Regions from separate parts of the Homo sapiens genome. Here region 2 is linked to region 1. The links are chromatin loops, found by intact Hi-C in ENCODE. Cell type or tissue: endothelial cell of umbilical vein. All regions are shown on one strand. Region 1 overlaps LCORL (ligand dependent nuclear receptor corepressor like). Region 2 has its middle 48 kb from the start of LCORL.

What was found. Peaks named below come from ENCODE experiments on the same cell type or tissue, not always from the same donor. Only the 100,000 strongest peaks of a DNase experiment are listed, where the experiment ranks them.
Region 2: a loop joins it to region 1, with 24 times the contacts of the local background. A loop is called at or near these places in 1 of 110 quality-filtered maps.

The regions. Positions count from the first base shown.
Region 1 is chr4:17,873,068-17,877,067 of GRCh38, forward strand. LCORL (ligand dependent nuclear receptor corepressor like) reads right to left here. Exons shown (of 8, transcript NM_001394446.1): 7 at 321-4,000. Among named protein-coding and RNA genes, the nearest start is that of NCAPG, 64 kb to the left of the region's middle. In endothelial cell of umbilical vein, no CTCF peak of the experiment used is centred here; no DNase peak of the experiment used is centred here.
Region 2 is chr4:18,067,833-18,071,832 of GRCh38, forward strand. No RefSeq gene overlaps it. Among named protein-coding and RNA genes, the nearest start is that of LCORL, 48 kb to the left of the region's middle. In endothelial cell of umbilical vein, no CTCF peak of the experiment used is centred here; a DNase peak (open chromatin) is centred at 2,189.

The DNA.
Region 1 (4,000 bases):
CTGCTTTTATTAGATCTACCAAATGCAAAAGGAGATAACATCTACATTATTAAAATAATATATTTTAAAGATGATTTCTATGTCTCTACTATATATATTTTTATTTGTGTGAAATCCTGGACATATTAAGAGGTGGGGAAGCGCACTGGTACATTTAGCAGCACCTAATTTCACGAGTTTCATACTAGGTGCCAAGAAATTAGGTTGTCCAAATATTTTGGAAACTAATTAAAACTGCATCAGCTGTTCCTTTTCTACCTGTTATACTTTACTCAAGGCACCTACAATGAAACTTTAAAATTAAGTAGAGAAGAACTTACCTAGGGATTTGGAAAAATAGTTTGCCATTTGTCCACTGTTGCAAGACTGTCGTTTATGTCTTTTTGTTGACATTTCTGTGATCTTCCATGGTGGTCTTTTTCTTTTGTTCAAATTGCTAAGAACTTCAAAACTATCAGGATTCTTGTCAAAGTTAACACATTTGCTTAATTTACTATTGCCAAGATGGTCAGCAAATTCATCAGCTGAAGGATTATTTGTGTTAGCATTTTCTATTTCTTTAGATTGCTTTTTAAAAGAATTTTGCCTAGCAGAATGAGATCTTAAAGTAAAGCGCTTTGATTCTTCCATATGAGTCTGATGAGTATTTCCACTGTCAGTAGATTCAGGAGAGTAAATGATTGTATTTAGCTTAAAAGTATTTCTGTGTTCAAGACAGTTGAGCTTCCTCAAAAATATTCTACAGTCTTTTAAGGTTTTTGACCTCCAACTATTAGGACATACATTTTCTAGTCTTGGTCCCTTTTGAAAGTCTTTTTGGCTGCAATTTGTTCCATTCTCTTTTGCTTCTGACTTAAATTTATTCTCAAAACTAGCATGTATTTTGAAGTCAGGCATTACTACCCTCTGCTGCAAGTCACCCCTGATCTCAGGTGGCAAAACACACTGATTATCTACTATGCTTTTTCCTTGGAGTGGGATGTCAGCATTTGTTTCTCCCTCAGTCTTATTTAAAAATTGGTTCTGGCAGAAAAATCTTAAGTTTCTCCTTTTAGAGTTCCAGTCAACTGTTCCATGGTTGTGCAGCTTTCCCTCTCTTTTCCACCTTTCATGATGCAACCTCTTAAACTCAGTCCTTTTTAATCTAGCTATTGCTAAATTACTTTTCACATTTAAGAGTGGAGAGTTAGCCACTTTATGCAGTATATGCAATTTCTCTGCTGATTTTGAAGGAGAAGAGAGTGCAAATTTTTTAAAGTGCTTTCTGAAGGGGCTGGCATTAAAGTCAGAATATTTGGTCCCTAATTTGATTCCCCTGGTATTTATTACTTCCAAAGGGTTTCGGGCATTTGCTTTTCTAACTAGTGAAAGAGACTGTGTTTCTGTTGTTTGCATAAACCAAGTACAGAGTTCATTCAAATCATACTTTTTCTGAAAAAGCATTTTTACAGGTGAAACTTCAAGTTCTAAAAGACAAGTTTCCAAAGGGCTTGCTACTTTGAAATGATCATTTTCAATGTGTTCTCTTTTTTTATGAATACAATTTTCAGCTTCATCTCCACTTACTTGCACCCAAGCATTTGTTATTTGCTCAAATCTATTGTTTAATTCCTCTAATAAGGAATCATTTGAAGCAGAAGTAGCCCACCACCTGAGCAAAGGGTTTGATGAAATTATAGGATCCAAGGATACTTCAGAAATAGGTACTAATTTATTATCTTCCAAACACTTTTTTGCATTCCGCGAAAGTCTGTTTCTTGGGGTATCTTTGTAAGCTATTTTCATCTTTGAGTGCCTATGTTTTTCCTTCTGACTTTTATTTTTCTGCAAATGCAGTTTATATGATTTATGGAGCAGAGCGTTTCTATAAATAAGTGAGCTAGAAGATGCTAATGAATGTAAGAAATGCAGAGATGGTTTTCTATCCCTAATAGAATGTCTCAAAGGTACAGTAGCAATCATACGTTTTGATCCATTTTTAAATATATCAGCTTCAGTGTGCCTTATTTTATCCATTTGAGTGCACTGTTGGTCATACTTTTCTTCAGGCAGATTTTTTCCTGACGTATTATCCTGTTCTAAAGGAGGCAAGCAGCTGCTAATACTTACTTCTCTTTCCTGAGGTGAAGTTCTATTAATAGTCACAGATATGCCAGAGATTTTCACTTTTGCCGGTCTACCAGGCTTCCTACTTATTGCCAAAGGCTTCTGATTTGGTCGAATAATGTTCTTGGAAGGCTGAGGTATCACAGATTTGTTCTTGATGGGTCTCACATATTCAAAGCCAGACCCCAAGATCTCACTTTCAGTAGTCAAGCTTGCTACAGCACTTATTCTTTCACCCAAGTCAATTTTGTCTTCACTAATATTTCTGGGACTATTATATTCAGTTGGAAAATCACCAGCATTATTGTTTAAAGACATAAGGTTGCTTATGTTTACCCTTCCTTCAGAAACATGCCTTTTAGTTCTTCTTGACCTTCCGTAAATAACAGTTACTGTAATACTCTTTTTATAAATACCTTCTTTTACTTCTGATATGAGACATTCTGGGCTTTTCCTTCCAGCACTAAAGGGCTCATTCTGGCAAACAGTGATGTTTGTTTGATCAATTTTAGGCTTTGGTGGTCTTCCAATTGGTCGCTTAATCTGTTTCACAACTTGGGGACCTATTTTTTTTGGTCTACCTGGTTTTCTTTTAAAAGATGGATCAGTAGCACTGCTTGAATTGTCCTTAGGTTCTTCTTGTGGCTTATCACTATTTATATCACCTATAAACATTGTAGAGGATCCTGCAGTTTCTTTTGCATGACTGAATTTGTTTAGTTCTCTTTGAAAAGTATCAGTATCATAATGACTGGAGTGATAATTTTCAGAGTTCGCATTTGAGATATCCTCATTTGTTTCTGTTTTTTCTTCAGTTACGTGATGGGTTGTAGGTTTTTCAGAAGGGAGAACAACATTTGAATGGGAAGTGCCAACTGAAGTTAAAGTATATTTGACCCCTTCACTACTTTTAACCTCAGATAAAAACATGAGTTTGATAGGACTAGAATAGTTGGAAACAGATGAACTTTCAGTACCTTCATATTTTGCTGGTACATTTTCAACACTGGAAATCAAGCGACCCATATCTAAAATAGATGACTTTTTCAGATTTTCAAGTCTTTTGTTATTCAAATCCACTGTAGGCATGCAGTGACTATTGATAATATTGCCGGATGCTACCACAGATTTTGATAAGCTCTGTTCTTTGCATGTCATTCTATTTAGAGTAAGAGTCATATTTCTGTCAGCATGTTGGTCTTTACCATCAATTTCTATCAATTTCTTGGATGCTTTATATCCTTCTGATAATGGCTGATTATTCCAGGATTTTTTGGCTATACTTATTGTATCTTCCAAACGCTTCACAACCACTTGTAAATTAGAATTCATTGCAATTTTGTTTAGGTCTATATTGTGTGAGCTTTCAATGTGAATATTTTTCACTGGATCGTTTTTTGTTGTGGATTCGGATACTTTTTTGGCTTTAGGGGATTTTTTAAAAACATAATTATTTGTTACATATACAGAATACCACCCTGGAGGCACAATATTTCGTTTAGTTCTGCTCAAAAGTCCAGAAACATCATTTCTCAAAAGAGTTTGAGTATTACCTAACTTTGGATTTTTCCTATCATTTTGCAAAAATTGTTTTCCATCTGCAGATTTCTCCTGTGGCTTTCTTATGCTCATTTTCTCAGGGGAAGTTGTTTTAAAGCTTTCTGAAAATTCATTAAAAGACAAGTTAGTTTCTGAACTATGAAGAGGTAGTTGCAGTGACTGTAATGCATAATTTGGTGAAAATGATGTTTCAGCATGATTTTTACCTTGAAGTCTTTTAGAATTTTGTAAAGAAGGCCCTTGGTCATGATAGAATTCTCCTTTGTCTGATGAAGATATCTCATTGTTTTGTGTCAATTTCCTTGAACTTTTTTCGGTGTATTTTTTTCTTGTA
Region 2 (4,000 bases), 190 kb after region 1:
TCTATTGTATTTTTATACATAAAACTAATTAATCTTTGCTACATACATATGAAACAGATATTACTATCCTCACTTTTTAGATGAGGCAGCTCAGGCTGAAGAAGATTAATTATATGCCCAATGTTACAAAGAACATAACTCATGAAGCCTGGGTTCAAACCTAGGGTTCTCAAACTCTTAACTCCTGGGCTTTCTTCCTAGATTGATTCATTAGTTAAAAAAATATTTAATGAGAACTATGTGTCAGGTTCTGTTTTATGCACTAGGAATACAGCAGTGAACAAAACAGAAAAAAATACTCATGGCTTGTTACATTCTAGAGGAGGTGGCAGGAGAGACAGAAAAACAATAAATTAATAAGGAAAAAAATAGAACATGTTAGATAATGATGAGTGCTATGGAGAAAATAAAGCAGGAGGAAGACAGGGTGTTTTGGAAAGGGCATTGGTAGCATTGGTGTAATATTTTAAATAAGGTGGTTAAAGATGATGTCAATGAGAAAGTGAGATGAGATAACCTGGGGAATGAGCATCCTTAGCAGAGAGCACAGCAGGTGCAAAGGCCCTGAAGCTCATGGGTGCCTGATGTATTTGAGGACAAGCAAGGAAGCTATTGTGGGTGGAGTGGAATGATCAAGATGGAGAGTGTCAGATCAATTTCAGGCAGGTAAAGGGAAGGAAATAAGACAGAGCTTTGTAGGACATCGTAAGGGCTTTGGCTTTTACTCTGAATGAAATGAGAAGCTATTAGACAGTTTTGAGCAGAGGACTGAAGTGTTGTGATTTATGCTTTAAAATGATTCATATGATTTATGTGTACTGAACAGGCTTGTCTCAAAAGAGCAACTGTTTGTTTCTAATTCATCTTACATTTGAGATGCCTGACATCTTGAGGAGAAATACTGAGCAGGCAATAGGATATAGAGTCTGTAATCGAGAGGAGAGGTCTGAGTTGGAGATATAAATTTGGGAAAGCACATAGATAGTGTTTAATGTAATAAGTTTGGATGAAATCACTTAAGGAATGAGTGAAGATGGGGAAGAGGTCCAAAGATTGAGACCTCGGGCTCCAACATTAAGAAGAACCAGCAAAGGAGGCTGAGAAGGCTCACTCTGCAAAGCAGGAAGACAACCAGAAGAATGGGATGTCCCAGAAGCCAAGAGAAACAAGTACTGGAAGGATGAGGGAATTGTCAGTTGTGTGAAATGGTGCAGAACTGGCATGTGTGAAAGAGAGAGGAGAGAAGTATTTGGGGGATTATATTCCTTTGTTTTAGCTAAGAAGGTTTTCTTTCCTCCCAAAGTCTCTGTAAGTTCAGCCATGTGGTGATGTAAGGTGATGGGCTGGGTTGTGTGCTATGGTTGACTTGTTTTTGGTATGTGTAATCTCCCTGTTCCTACTCTGCCATGATTATTGATGATCCTGGCGAGCAACATTTCCACGGGGATGTGTGCATTTGCTATGTCTGGCTTGTAAACAGTAAATACAAATGCTGCTTTATCAATTTACAGTACAATTGCCCTATGGCCAAAAGCAAAGTTGGAAGTCTGCCTCTCACTGCCTTCAGGATAAAGGCCAAACTTGGGAGCATGCCATATCGGCTTTCAGAAGATGGCTTTACATCTTACCACCCTCTCACATCTCCACCTCCCCTACCTCCCTCCACCTCTCTTCCCTGCCACACACTCCTATGCTCCTTTCACCCTGGACTCTAGGGACATTGTGCTTGTGCCTCTTCATATATGCTATTCCTTAGGCTTGCCATGCCCAACTCTGCTTTTGTTCTCAGGAAAGTACCACTGATGTTCTGAAGTCCAGCTCATGTGAGATTCCACTGTGAAACCTTCCTGATCCCCAGGCTAGAGTACTTATTCTTTTCTCTGCTTCACCTTCTTTTATTGTATTTCCACTATAGTCTCTAATTACTCAACCCAACACTCATCTAGATGTTGCTGTGAATGTATTTTATAGATGGGATTAACATCTACCATCAGTTGAATCTAAGGGGAAACTGTTCCAAATAATTGGGGTGAGCCTGATCCAATAAATTAAAAGGCCTTAAAAACAGAACCCAGGTTTCCCTGACAAAGAAGAAACTCCGCCCGTGGACTGCAGCATCAGCTTCCGCAGGAGAGTTTCCAGCCTGTGCTTCCTGACATCCTGCCCTACAGATTTCAGATTTGCCTAGCCAGGTCATTGTGTGAAATTGTGTTAGCCATTTCCTTGCAATAAATCTCTCTCTGTCTCTGACTTTCTTTCTCCATACAACACACACACACACATACACACACACACGTGTACATATACATAGACACACAAATCCTACTAGCTCTATTTCTCTGGTGGAACCCTGATTGATACAGAGAGCAAATAAAAAAAGTGACTATAAAAGGAGACAAAAAGAAAGAAAGTAGCTGAGTAAACGGAGGGAAGAATATAGTATCGTAATAGAAAATATGTAGAAAGGCGGAAGAGTGGAAACATCAAAGGAATTGAAGGGTTAATTGTCATCCTTTAAGACTCTGCTTAGATGCTTCCTCATCTACACAATCTTCCCTTCTCTAGGTATTCTTATTCTCTCTTGCATCTTGTCACCTATCACAGCACAAGTATTATAACTTCATGTTGATACCTTTGTGATTCCTGTTTTGTGAGTTTAAGACCTCAGAGGATAAATTCATCTTTCTATCCCTAGCACCTAGCTTAGTGCTTGGCTTATAACAGGGGCAGAATAAAACATTGGATAATAAGTGAATGAGAGTTTGCAGCCTTAGGTGCTCACAGATGCCCAGCTCAGGCCAGCCCATGGACCAGAGAAGGTTTTCTGAAGGAAGCAGCCTGAGTACCATCAGAGGGAAACTCCAGTCAGCTGTTCTAGCTCCTTCCCTCCATGCATTCATTGGCACCTTCAGGACCACATGATTTGCTGGGTCTCCTTCCCAGTATGTTGTGATGCTACCAACATACTTCCAGTGCCCTTAAGAAATGGCACTCAGTTCCTCCTACTTGAGGCTGCTTCATGGAAAGATCCACAGGCCACTTAACACACTGTGGCAACTCTCATAAGGGCATCTGAGTTGAAGGGCTTGTGGATATTTCTGTCTTCATTAAAGACTTTCCCTGGGCTCCTTTTATCCTTTTTGTTGACACCAGAGTTTGGACCATCTCTGGAGCACATAGATGTGCTGGATGCTTGTCGTCTCTTTGCAAGATGAGATGCAAGAACACTTTCCTGCAGGAAGGAGAAAGCAGAGGGTCTTTTGGAGGCAAAGGACTCTCTAGCGATGCTCTGAGGCATTCCATGTAGTGACTTCCTCTTGCAGATGGATTTCCCCTTTGACAGCCTGAGAGTGTGTCTTACTTGCGGGGAACAAGCATAGAAAAGGAGATGCAAGTCTGCTTCGTTCTCCCATAGGAATCTACAGCTTTTGAGCCTATTTCGTTGTGTCTGCCTCTCATATCTTCTTTGTTGGAAGTGAAAGGAAAGAGGAACCTCATGACTATTTATTGAACAGATAACTGTTGAAAGAACTAAAATTGATAGTAAAGATGAAAATACAGTACAATTGGAGAAATGGCTGATACTAGGATTAGGGCAAGGAATAATACATAATGAGCCTGTGACGTTTTACAGTGTCAGGAAGTAAGGAAATTCTGAAAAACAAAACAAAACAAAAAAACCCGCATTGATGTGCATGTCAAAGGGGCACAGGAGCCAATTGAGAGAGCTGCCAATGGCCAAAGTGGGAAAAATTTGAGCAACAAGATAAATAAAATAGTACTGGATTATAGCTCAATGTACAAAATAAATATCCACGAGTCCACACTGATATACATACATTGTTGAATAACTTAAAAAAAGGTAGAGAAGAGACAAATCTCCCATGCAGAAGAATTTCAAATAAATCATGTAGATTCTCCATCCTAAAGGGGAGGAGCATAATCCTTCATTCCTTAAGTGTGGGCCAGACATAATATGTCCCAAAATGTAGAGACATTA